4 separate regions of the Homo sapiens genome follow, and all the other regions are linked to region 1. The links are chromatin contacts, found by Hi-C or POLR2A ChIA-PET in ENCODE. All regions are on one chromosome and are shown on one strand. The core of a region is the stretch at or near the end of the contact, and the rest is flanking DNA. Distances in the headings are between cores, read along the strand shown.

Region 1 (2,973 bases), core at 372-2,871:
AGTGTTTTTTTGTTTTTGTTTTTGTTTTTGTTTTTTTTGAGACAGAGTCTTGCTCTGTCGCCCAGGCTTGGAGTGCAGTGGTGCAACTTCCGCTCACTGCAACCTCTGCCTCCCGGGCTCAGGGCTCAAAGGATCCTCCCACTTCAGCCTCCTGAGTAACTGGGACTACAGGTGTATGCCACCACACTCGGCTAATTTTTGCATTTTTTTGTAGAGACGAAGTAGGGGGGTGGGGTAGGGGCGTAGGGGGGTGGGGTACGGGCATGGGGGGTGGGGGTGGTGTTGGTCTCACTATGTTGCCCAGGCTGGTCTCGAACTCCTGGGCTCAAGCCATCGGCCGCCTACGCCTCCCAAAGTGCTGGGATTACAGGCATAATCCACCGCACCTGGCTTAGGAAAGTGTTTTTAAGCAGTGCATGCCTGGAAAACGCTTTGCAGTCATTAGAATTCACTGTCCTACGTAAGGAAAAGCAATGAACTCAAAACAGTAAAGGGCTTAACGCTTAAACAATTATTTAAGCACTCAAGTTTTCTTTTTAATTTTCAATTTTTGTGGGTACATAGAGGGTGTATTTATTTATGGTGTATTTAAGAACTTTTGTAACAGAACGCCCCAACAGGACTAGCACACAAAGGGAAAGCAAATGCGACGTGTTTCCCACACCAGGTTCTGCCTCACTTATCCTTAATCTCAGGTGCCAAGCACCGTGCCAGCAGAGTGGGCCCCAGTAACAGCTTACAGAATAAACAAACAGTAAAGAAAGGAGACCAAACTTCGGTGAGGAGGAAGAGGAACGATCTCAAGGTGGAGGAAAGGCACAAAAACCACCAGTAAGTGCCAGAAGCGCATTCCTTACTCTATGCATGCAACTGAAACATGGGTCCTGCACTTACGTCCGGTGTTGCAAGCAAGATTAAACCACTCCTAACTAGCAGTGAAAAGTCTAGGAAGGATCCCCCGCCCCAACGCCCCTTGGATTCTCCAACTACTCAACTACTGAAAACTCTCTTAACAGAAGACACCTCTCCTTCCCTGCACACAATAGGAGCTTAACATATGAAAGTGACTTCCCAATTTCAGCAAAAACCTTCGCCGATTCAGAAGAAAGCTTTCCCACCAGAATCCCCTCTCCAACGTTCTAGCTTCGACGCTTGCAGCTGGTCAGAGGGCTCTTGCCCTCCTCGGGCCGGGTCGCGGGAGGGAAGGTTTCGGGGGGCCTCCTTGCCCCCACCCGCGGGGTGCCAGGCCAAGCCCCGCCGAGTAACTGCTCCGCCTCCCAGCCCGGTCCCCCAGGTCCCTGCCCCACCTGACTGGTCGCCGCTGTAATATTCCGAGTCCATGGCAGGCGGACTCTCAGCGGGGAGTGTCCGCGCCCCGCGCCGCCCCCGTCACCTCCTTCCAGGCGGTGTGACCCCGGATGGCGCGGCTAAGTGTTCAGAGACTGCCGCCCGACCGGAGAACTTAACGGGTGCGGAGGGTAAGAAAGCGGTAGCGGCAAAGGCGAATTCTTTGACCTGGAAGCCCCGGCGGAAAAGGCCGTACCCGGCAGGCTGGCGGGCGGGCAGGCATGCGAGCCGGCGTTCTACTTCCTAGAAGCACCGCTGGGGCCAAAATGGCGTCTGCCCACGACCCTCAAAGGAATGCAGCGCGCAGGCGCCGCAACCCGTCAACCGGCCAATGAGAAGACGCAACAGCAATGACGCCAGGCACGGCCGGAAAGGAGACTCCTGGGAAAATTGAGCTGGAACTCGGGCTTTAGTTAAATACCTTCCTCGGGTGGATCCTGGTCTGACCCCCGTGGTAATAACGTTATCATTGATTCTTTATCATTTCCTAGATTCTGTGTCCGTGCCTTGTTTGAAGAGCTTTTGAGATACTCTTCCGAAAAATGAAGACCTGCTCAAATGACTTTTCCGTCATTCAGCCAAACCACTGTCTTTCCCGTCAGGCCCAGAGGCGCCTGGTTCCCGCCCGCAGTAGGCAAGAAAGCGGGCGTTGCTCACTGGGACTTGTAGTATGACGCCCGCGAGCTGTGATGCGTTACTAACTGGCGCGATCCACAGCGCCTCCTCTCCCGGCGTCTTCCTCTCTTTCATTCTAAACAACGATTTAATTTCCTTGTTAAGAAGCCATTTAGCCAACAGTAAGAAGTACACGTCTTTGCTTCCAGAAGGGTTCCCCTGATGAAACACCGGAGGAAGGTGAAGTTGAACTTTACCTGAGCCCTGTGTTCCTGGAAAACAGCGGTGATTAAGAAACCCCCTCATCTATTTGTGTTTCTGGAACGGCACACTGTAAAGAACCACCCGTCTCCATGTGACTCAGATAAAACGCGTGCAGATGACCCCCTTGTTTGCCTGTGACAAGGCCAGAGACCTTTCCCCTTTATTCTGAGCCTGTTAATAAAGCCAAACAGACCTTCCAAATTCCCGCTGATGATATCGAGTGATTAGTTGAGATTAGAACTCTCCTCCCCCCAACTTGTTAGACACAGAGAACATTTCCTGTTCACCTGACTGAAACTTCTCCTGATTGCAAAACAATCCCAACTGTCAATCATCCCACCTTCCTCCCTATAAAAGTCAAAACTACGCTGCCAAGACACTGATCATATCTGGAGTGCTCTCCCTATTGCAATAGGCTGAGTAAAATCCATTTCCTTACTTGTTCATTTTAGTCTTGGACAGAGAGGGGAACATTCTTGCCTTTGGATCGGAGGAGGGCCAGTAGAGGTTTAAGCAAAGACTCCCCAGGAGGTGTAGACATGTAGAAAAAGAGCCTTTTGTTACTACTGCAGATATCTGACCCTTCGTTAGCCAGTCAGAGTATGCTGGCAGAGCCCAATTATAGGCTCCTGAAGAGGACGTGGGAAGAGAAGAAAGGGGAGAAGTGGTTTCTCTCTGGAAATTCCCATTTTCCTGCAAGAGAGTTCATGGATATTCCTTTCCGAAGTGGTGGAAACAGCATTGAAT
Region 2 (2,700 bases), core at 61-2,560, 400 kb before region 1:
GTGTCCTGGGAACCCCACTGTGGCTGGTGTCTGGAAGAAAGCAGTCCTTGTTGAGGTCCATGCCCTTTAATTTGTGAGATCTGTGCTAACTCTGGATAGCTTCTGCCAGAATTGTCCTGCAGTACACCTCACTGGTGTCAGAATAGTTTGGGTTGGTTGAATGGAATAACTTTTCCAGGCCCTATGCCTTTCCATATAAATTTTAGGATAATCCTAAATTTTATATTTACAAATATAAAATTTGTATATATTTACAAAATTTTTGGCTATATTTACAAAATTTCTGGCTGGGATTTTTACAGGAATTGCATTGTATATCAGTCTGGGGAGAACTGACATCTTTTCAGTGTTGAATCTTCCAACCTATGAATACTATATATCTTCCATTTATTTAGATCTTTTTTGACTACTTTCATTAGAATTTGTTATTAGATGATCAAGTCATTTACAGATAGGGATAGTTTTATTTTTACCTTTCTTATCTGTATGCCTTTAATTTCCTTTTCTTGACTTACTGCCCTGGCTAGAGCTTCCAGTACTATGTTGAATAGCACTGGTAAGAGTGGGCATCCTTGCCTGGTTCCCAATGTTAAGGAGAAAGCACCAGTCTTACACCAAGTATATTAGCTGTAGGTTCCTTGTAGATGTTCTTTATCAAGTTGAGGAAGTTCTCCTAAATTCCTAGTTTTCTGAGAGTTTTCATCATAAACTAGTGTTGAATTTTGCCGAATGCTTTTTCTAGATCAGTCGATAGGATCATATGATTGAATATTAAACCAGCCTCGCTGGAATAAATCCCTCTTGGTCATCATGTATAACCTTTGTATATATTGCTGAATTCTATTTGCTAATATTTTTGTTAAGAATTTTCGCATCCATATTCATGCCATATATAATCATCTAAACATTTAACATCAGTATTTTCTGAATGAATCATTTGAGAAGATCTTTTTTGTAGGTTAAGTCAATGAACACTGGATTAAACACTCAAGAGTTTATTTTTCCCATATAATAATAAGTCTGCAGAAAGGTAGCCTTGGGCAGATGCAATTGTGCAGGGGTGTCATCAAGGACAGAGGTTCCTTCCGTTTTCCAACTCAGTCTCTCTGAGAATAGTTTGTGAGAGATTTGTCCTCACAGCTGCAGGACAGCTGCTGTGCCTCCTGCATTAATTAGGGAGGAGGGGAGGGGCAAAAAGTAAAGAGCTGAAGCGACAGCCCCCCAAGGGTGTCCCTTGTACAGACATCCAGAAGCCCCGCCCAATGAGTGACTTTTGCCTTCATCCTGTTGGCCAGAACTGGGTCACGCACCATGCTTAGCAACAAGGAGATCTGGGGAAGTGAGTATTAAAGCAGACACAGCACTCTGACCACCCTGCTGCCAGTGTGGAGGCAAAGCAGGCAACCGGTGCAGGCGCCCTGGATTACCTGCCTGACCACGTGACAGTGAGGTCCTGTTGGCCACATCTGTGTGGAATTTCAGTTTCTGTTTAAGATCATACTGGCACCGAGTAGAATTCTGTGTCTCCAGGTAAATGTAAGAGAACAGGGCAGATTTCATAATGTCAAAGTTGGCGTCAAGTCAAGAGAAGGCCAAACAACTTCATAATGCCCCATAAAAAAAAAGCTTCACAATAGTTTGGGTAAAGTAGTTGGAGAATTGAGTCTTCTCCTGACACCAAGTTCTATGGGCATGCCAGCTAAACCTGTAAATTAAAACAGAGCAACAGCCTGTACCCCTGCAAAGAGGATAATAAAGCAATATCCTTCATCACATTCAATTTATGTTGTTAATTTTATTTTATGGGTTTTACCGATTGTTTTCCAACTTTTCCTAATGGAAAATTTCAAACATAAATAAATGGAAAAAATAACACAACAAACCCTCATATACCCATGATCTCCATGCAACAGTTGTGACCACTTTGTCACACATATCTGTGGTGAAAAATTATATATTTATTATAAATATATATACGAACCATTTGAAAGTTCATTGCAGGTGACACTTTACTCCTAAAGATTTCAGTGTGGGCTGGGTGTAGTTGCTCATGCCTGTGATCCCAGCACTTTGGGAGGCCAAGGCCGATGGATCACCTGAGGTCAGGAGATCAAATCCAGCCTGGCCAACATGGCAAAACCCCGTCTCTGCTAAAAAATACAAAAATTAGCTGGATATGGTGGTGTGCGCCTGTAATCTCAGCTACAGAGGAGGCTGAGGCAGGAGAATCACTTGAAGCTGGGTGGTGGAGGTTGTAGTGAGCCAAGATTGCACCACTGCACTCCAGCCAGGGCAACAAAGGGAGACTCCGTCTCAAAATAAATAAATAAATACATAAATAAATATTTCAGTGTGCAACTCCTAAGAATAAGAATTTCTACATAAACACACTGCCATTATCACGCCTTAGAAATTTAACAATAATATATCTATTATCTAATATCTAATCCACATTAAATTTAATTTAACTTTACCAGTTGTCACACTGGTGTTTTTAACGGTGTTAAAAACAGGATTCAGTTAAGGTTCACACATTGGATTTGTTGCTAGGATATTTTAGGCTGTTTTGAACAGCCCCCACCAGCTTTTGAGACGATATGATATTACCTGTTTGAGGAAACCAGGTCAGTTTTCTTAAAGAACGTTCCATATTCTGAATGTTGTTTCCTTGGCCTTTGGTTTAACTTGTTCGCCTGGACT
Region 3 (2,788 bases), core at 146-2,645, 330 kb after region 1:
AGGCAATGGCTCACATCAGTAATCCCAGCACTCTGGGAGGCCGAGCTGGGTGGATCACCTGAGGTCACGAGTTCGAGAACAGGCTGGCCAACATGGTGAAACCCCAGCTCTACTGAAAATACAAAAATTAGCCGGGTGTGGTGGTGGGCACCTGTAATCCCAGCTACTCGGGAGGCTGAGGCAGGATAATCACTTGAGCCCAGGAGACGGAGGTTGCAGTGAGCCGAGTTCGTACCACTGCACCCCAGCCTGGGCAACAGAGTGAGACTCTGTCTCTAAATAAGTAAATGAATGAATGAATAAAAGAATAAGATAGGTCAGGTGCCGTGATTAACTTAAGCCCAGGAGTTTGAGACCAGCCTGGGCGACATAGTGAGACCCTGTCTTTACGAAAAAAATTTTTTTAATGGGCCAGGTATGGGGGCGTGCATCTGTGGTCTCAGCTACTTGGGAGGCTGAGGTGGGAGGATAGCTTGAGCGGTTGAGAGGTTGAGGTTGCAGTGGGCTCTGATCATGCCACTATACTCCAGCCTCAACAAGAGGGCGAGACCCTATCTCAATCAATAAATCAATAAATCAATAAAGTGTAAGACAGCTGTATACATTTTCAAGTTTTTGAGCTGAAGACCTCATCCCTAGGAATACCCTCCCCAACCACTTAAAGTGCGTGCGTGAGAAAACTCAAGGCTGCCAAAATAATTTGTTCCAGCCAACAGCTGAAGATAGGACTCTGTCTCTCTGCCTCTGTGGGAGGGTAGGGGCCTAACTTCGACAGGTGCGCCAGTCAACAAACCAAGCTGCGTTCACACGGACCAATCCTCCTCTTCCCGCTTTTTTACATTTCTCACTTCCCCGACTCCCCCGAGCTCCCGCTCACCACATCCTTATTCCCTAATTCTCCGTTAAAACGCCCAGAGGTTCTGTACTAATCGAAGTTGAGTTCGGTTCACGCTGGGCTCTTTTCCCTAGTGCAACAGTATATTACTGTTTAAAAATCTGTCCTTACCACCTGAGTGTCCGGCTTTGTTTATCTTTGACACAGGTCCCCGGAACTTCGCAGTTTATCACATAAAATAACCCAGTTGCCCAGGCGGTCCCTCCCAAGGCCATGGTCCCTCCCAAGGCCATGTTCCCTCCCCAGCCCCACGCCGCGCTGGGGCTTGCCCAAGCCGCCGCTGAGGCAGGGCCTTGGGCGAAGCGCGCATAACGCCAGGCCTGCGGCGACCACGCGAAGTGGCGCGGGGGAGTCTGGCAGCCCCGAGCCCAACCTTTAGGAAAGATGAGCTGTGAGGCGTCCTCCTCTACGTCGCCAGCCCGCGGATCGCTGCCACCCGCCGCCATCGCCGCGCCGCGCCGCGCGCCACCACCAGCGCCGCCGGAAGCAGAAGCGCGGAGCAACGGCCGCGGAAGGGGCGTGGTCTCGGGAGGGGCCCCGAGGGGTGGGCGGGGCCGGGAGTGCGAGCCGGACGGGGCGCAGCGAGGGGACCGGTTGGTGAGGTCCTGGAGGCTCCCCGCCACCGAGGGGCGCCCTGCACTCCCTCTCTTCTCCCATGCTCCTCGCCGCGCAGACGTCCTGGGGCAGGTCCCTACGCCTTTCTGGACGGAGGAGGTCAGATGAGATGCAGGAACGCCTGCTGATGGAGAGCAGGGCAGCCGGCTCCGAAAGTACCGGGTCCAATTTCCTTCACCGACTTAAACTTCTAAAATTTTATTGATTTGTGGTGGATTATCTGATACTTCTGAGTACGCGGACAATGATATTCAGAGGCTTTTACCACACGTCTGTTGGAACATTTGGGTGATGCGTAGAAAATTAAGCAAATGACGGCCGGGCGCAGTGGCTCACGCCTGTAATCCCAGCACTTTGGGAGGCCGAGGCGAGGGGATCACCTGAGGTCAGGAGTTTGAAACCAGCCTGGGCAACATAGTGAAACCCTATCTCTACTAAAAATACAAAAATTAGCCGGGCATGGTGGTGGGCGCTTGTGATCCCAGCTACTGGGGAGGCTGAGGCAGGAGAATCGCTTGAACCCGGGAGGCGGAAGTTGCAGGGAGCTGAGATCGCGCCACTGCACACCAGCCTGGACGACAGAGTAAGACTCCGTCTCAAAAAATATATTAAAAAAAAAAAAAAAGCAAATAAAAAATGATGCTGTTTTCGACACTGGAGAAAACAAAAGGTTGTACAATAAGGTAAATAATCATAGCTTATTAGTCAACAATATCTTAGCTCATTAGTCAACAATGTTTAGATGGTCATATTGTAAACTCTGTTGATTTAATAAAAAATGAATTGTGCCGGGCACGGTGGCTCACGCCTGTAATCCCAGCACTTTGGGAGGCCGAGGCTGGAGGATCGCTTTAGCTCCGGAGTTGAAGACCAGCCTAGACAACATAGTGAGACCTCGTCTCTAAAAAATACAAAAATTAGCCGGGCGTTGTGGCGCGTGCCTGTAGTCACAGGGATCGGGGAGGCCGAGGCGGGTGGATCGCTTGAGGGATGCAGTGAACTATGATTGCCTCACTGCACTCCAGCCTGGGCAACAGAGACCCTGCCAAAAAAAAAAAAAAGGCAAAGTCCAGGCGCGGGGGCTCACGCCTGTAATCCCAGTACTTTGGGAGGCCGGTGGGGGTGGGGGGGGCAGATCACCTGAGGTCAGGAGTTCGAAAGCAGCCTGGCCAACATGGTGAAATCACGTCTCTACAGAAAAAAAAAAAAAAAAAAAAAGCCGGGGCGTGGTGGCGGGCGCCTTTAATCCCAGCTACTCGGGAGGCTGAGGCGGAGGTT
Region 4 (2,744 bases), core at 1-2,500, 440 kb before region 1:
TGAGAGCAAAAAGTGGTGTTGGGTTTTCTCTTTTACATCCTTAACTGACAATAAAAACTTGACCAACTACGTCAGCCCCACCACAATGCTTTGATGGTCAAAAACGAAAACACAGAGAGCCCTCCCAGCCCGGCCGGCCCCTGGAGGTCCTGTCTGCATCAGAGCTGGCAGCCCAGCCCCGCCCCTGAGAAAGAAGGGGGAGGGGAAGGAAGTTGCAGGGTCTCCTCCTCCACACTCATCTCTGCAGCTGGAAGGGAAGGCTCCCGCCCCAGAGAACGAGTGTCCAGTTGACTCCAGGCCAGGAAGGCCCCCTCCCCGTCCTCTCTCTCATCCCTCCCAGGGTGCCTGAAATTCCAGCCGGTTCTGTAGATAAGCCTATGGCCTGCAGCCAGGGTGGTGCCACGTGGACCCCAGAGGAAGCCAGGGTGGGCTGCGGTGGCCTGGGGAGCCCCGAGCAGAGCACACAGCGTGAGTGGAGGCAGCAGGGGCCAGAGTCAGGCTGGGAGGGGGCTGGGGTGAGCACTCTCACAGTGGCCGGCGGGGCTGGACCAGCCAAGGGCAGTGCAGGACGGACGGCAGAGCAGGAACCGCTCATCCAAAGACCACATGTGCTCCAAATCCTGGCAGGGGAGGGAGGCGTTTCACAGTGAGGAAACCGAGAGTCCCATGTCAGTAAGCAATGAGCTAGAATCCGCACACGGCCCACCGCTACCAAGCCCTTGGATTTTATCAGCCACCCCACCACCTTCCAACCAGGAGGGCTGGAGGACCCCCTGGATCATGACTGGCTCCCCTCCCCTCGGGACCATCCCCCAAGCTGAGTCTATTCTTAGCCATCAGCAGAACCAGGTGTCCACCAGCAAACAGAGGAGTTTCTAGAAGGGCTACGCCCACCCAGACCATCATCAAGCGCCCAGCCAGCTGCCCAGGCCTCACCCTCCAGCTTCTTCCCCACCCAGCCAGCACTTAGTGGAAGAAAGGAACCTTCCACCAGACCCACCACTGTGAAGAGTCCCCACCCCGGCTCTGGGACGTGGCCTCTCGGCTGTAGGGCCTGGTGGCTGTGGTGGTCACACTGTGGGTGAGCTGGCCAGACGCAGGAGGGATCTTCTCATAACTCAGTTCCTTGAGAGGGGTGCCAAGAGCAGGACAGGCACAGAATCAGAGCCTCCCCTGCCAACGCCCACCCAAAAACGAAGGTGGCTTCCTCTTCTGCACTATCACCTCACAACAGGCATTTGAAGACTCAGCAACGTGCCCTGGTGGCAGTGTGCCTGGCCATGCTCTATGGGAAGCCAAGCAAGGTCTCTGCCCTGGAGGAGCCAGCACTCTAGGAGGGAGGCAATGTTGAAAGGTGCTGTGAGCCTCCGAACAAAAATGCAGCAGGGGGACGGGTGCGGTGGCTCACACCTGTAATCCCAGCACTTTGGGAGGCTGAGGGGGGCAAATCACCTAAGGTCAGGAGTTCCAGACCAGCCTGGGCAACATAGTGAGATCCTACCCCTACCAAAAATAGTTTTTAATTAGCTGAGTGTGATGGTGTGCACCTATAGTCCTAGCTACTGGGGAGGCTAGGGCAGGAGGATGCCTTGAGTTCAGGAGTTCAAAAAATGCAGTGATCCAGGACCGCACCACTGCACTCCAGCCAGGGCGACAGAGCAAGACCGTATCTCTTAAAAAAAAAAAAAAAGAGAGACACTGAAGGGCTGGGGGTGAGGGGAGAGGGCGGCTGCTCTTAGGAAGGAACTCAGGGAAGTGACAGCTGAGCAGAGACCTGATGAAGGAGCAAGACACCAGGCCAGGAAGGAAGAAGAAGGTAGAACTCACTGGACAGAGAACTCAGTGAGTGCAAAGGCCCTGAGGTGGACGGGAGGGATGCCACAGGACAGCAAGACCGGCGTGGCTGAGAGTGGCAGGGGGCAGGGAGGACCAGGAGGCCCTGAAACACCAGGTGCCAGGCTTCATGCTGAGCCCTTGGGCATGATTCCATAGCCTCATGGTGGACCCCTCCATAACCTCATGAAGGAAATACTATTATATTCTCACTTTGCAGGTGAGGAAACTGAGGCACTGCCTTAACAACTCCCCAGGGTCACGCAGCCAGGCCCAGGATCCCAACCCCAGGCCTGGGTCCATCGGTGAGGAGCTTTAACCACTGCACATGCGGCCTCGGCCCCCAGGACCACAGAGGCCCCTGGAAGACTCTGGCCCTTAAAACCCAGCATGGAACGTGGAACCCTGGAAAGCTCTGAGCCAAGACTTGATTTTGCAGCCTGCAAAGCTCCCAGGCTGGCGCGTGTACACACTTCAGGAGCGCAGTGGGGCAGGGTGCCTGTTCAGAAGCTGACTGCACTGACCCAGGTGGGAGGCAAGGGGACTCTGTGATCTGAGCTACTAGAGGGAAGGGGTGGTCATCACCTGAGATGGGGACACGTGTTGGGGTAACAGCTGGGGGTCACAGTGAGTTTGCAGTGCCCAGAGATGTCCAGGAGGAAGGTGCAGACACAATGGCCAGGAACCCTGGGGTGGACTGGACACACCCCACCGTCAGGTTTCTATCACACCCCGGCCCCACCCACCTGCCCCTCAGTCCCTCCCACTGCCCACTCTGGATGACCAGCTCAGGGCATCTAGTCTGGGCAGCTGGCCAGGAACCCCTTCTGGTAGGAGACACTGCTGGGGCAGAAGGTGCTGGGAGCAGGCCCAGGCTGTGCAGCCCTGGGCAAGTAAGCTCACCTCCCTGA

Evidence for each region. Hi-C counts contacts between places; a loop is a spot of excess contacts on that map. ChIA-PET counts read pairs that join two places held with the same protein, here RNA polymerase II (POLR2A). Pooled maps may share reads with other maps.
Region 2: a pooled map shows a loop between it and region 1 (4-fold over the local background). The contact joins the enhancer-like site here to the promoter of IWS1 in region 1. A Hi-C loop is called at or near these places in 1 of 168 maps with a recorded cell type or tissue (Caco-2) and 2 of 50 pooled maps. POLR2A ChIA-PET finds 5 or more read pairs at or near these places in 1 of 52 experiments (OCI-LY7).
Region 3: a map of CD4-positive, alpha-beta T cell shows a loop between it and region 1 (30-fold over the local background). The contact joins the promoter of POLR2D here to the promoter of IWS1 in region 1. A Hi-C loop is called at or near these places in 7 of 168 maps with a recorded cell type or tissue (B cell, CD4-positive, alpha-beta T cell, CD4-positive, alpha-beta memory T cell and 4 more), 6 of 37 single-sample maps with no recorded cell type and 16 of 50 pooled maps. POLR2A ChIA-PET finds 5 or more read pairs at or near these places in 2 of 52 experiments (H1 and MCF 10A).
Region 4: a loop to region 1 is called in a map of CD4-positive, alpha-beta memory T cell, with 3 times the contacts of the local background. The contact joins the enhancer-like site here to the promoter of IWS1 in region 1. A Hi-C loop is called at or near these places in 7 of 168 maps with a recorded cell type or tissue (CD4-positive, alpha-beta T cell, CD4-positive, alpha-beta memory T cell, CD8-positive, alpha-beta T cell and 2 more), 7 of 37 single-sample maps with no recorded cell type and 14 of 50 pooled maps. POLR2A ChIA-PET finds 5 or more read pairs at or near these places in 6 of 52 experiments (CD4-positive, alpha-beta T cell, CD4-positive, alpha-beta memory T cell, CD8-positive, alpha-beta T cell and 3 more).

What each region holds. Positions count from the first base shown.
Region 1 is chr2:127,524,868-127,527,840 of GRCh38, forward strand. IWS1 (interacts with SUPT6H, CTD assembly factor 1) reads right to left here and starts at 1,622. Exons shown (of 14, transcript NM_017969.3): 1 at 1,308-1,622. The coding sequence starts at 1,341. RefSeq lists enhancers at 832-1,531, 862-941, 952-1,011, 1,542-1,601, 1,862-1,911 and 1 more and silencers at 1,192-1,301, 1,943-2,116.
Region 2 is chr2:127,127,326-127,130,025 of GRCh38, forward strand. The region is part of intron 2 of LOC105373605 (a long non-coding RNA gene); the gene reads left to right. Among named protein-coding and RNA genes, the nearest start is that of BIN1, 22 kb to the left of the region's middle. Within about 2 kb of position 1,311, at least 11 of the 41 ENCODE cell types and tissues checked have a DNase peak (open chromatin) inside an H3K27ac peak, as active enhancers do.
Region 3 is chr2:127,856,760-127,859,547 of GRCh38, forward strand. POLR2D (RNA polymerase II subunit D) reads right to left here and starts at 1,396. Exons shown (of 4, transcript NM_004805.4): 1 at 1,269-1,396. The coding sequence starts at 1,341. It also overlaps the pseudogene LOC107985803. RefSeq lists an enhancer at 831-1,000 and a silencer at 1,231-1,540.
Region 4 is chr2:127,087,066-127,089,809 of GRCh38, forward strand. All of the region lies in intron 1 of BIN1 (bridging integrator 1), which reads right to left. Among named protein-coding and RNA genes, the nearest start is that of BIN1, 19 kb to the right of the region's middle. RefSeq lists an enhancer at 1-486. Within about 2 kb of position 1,251, at least 2 of the 41 ENCODE cell types and tissues checked have a DNase peak (open chromatin) inside an H3K27ac peak, as active enhancers do.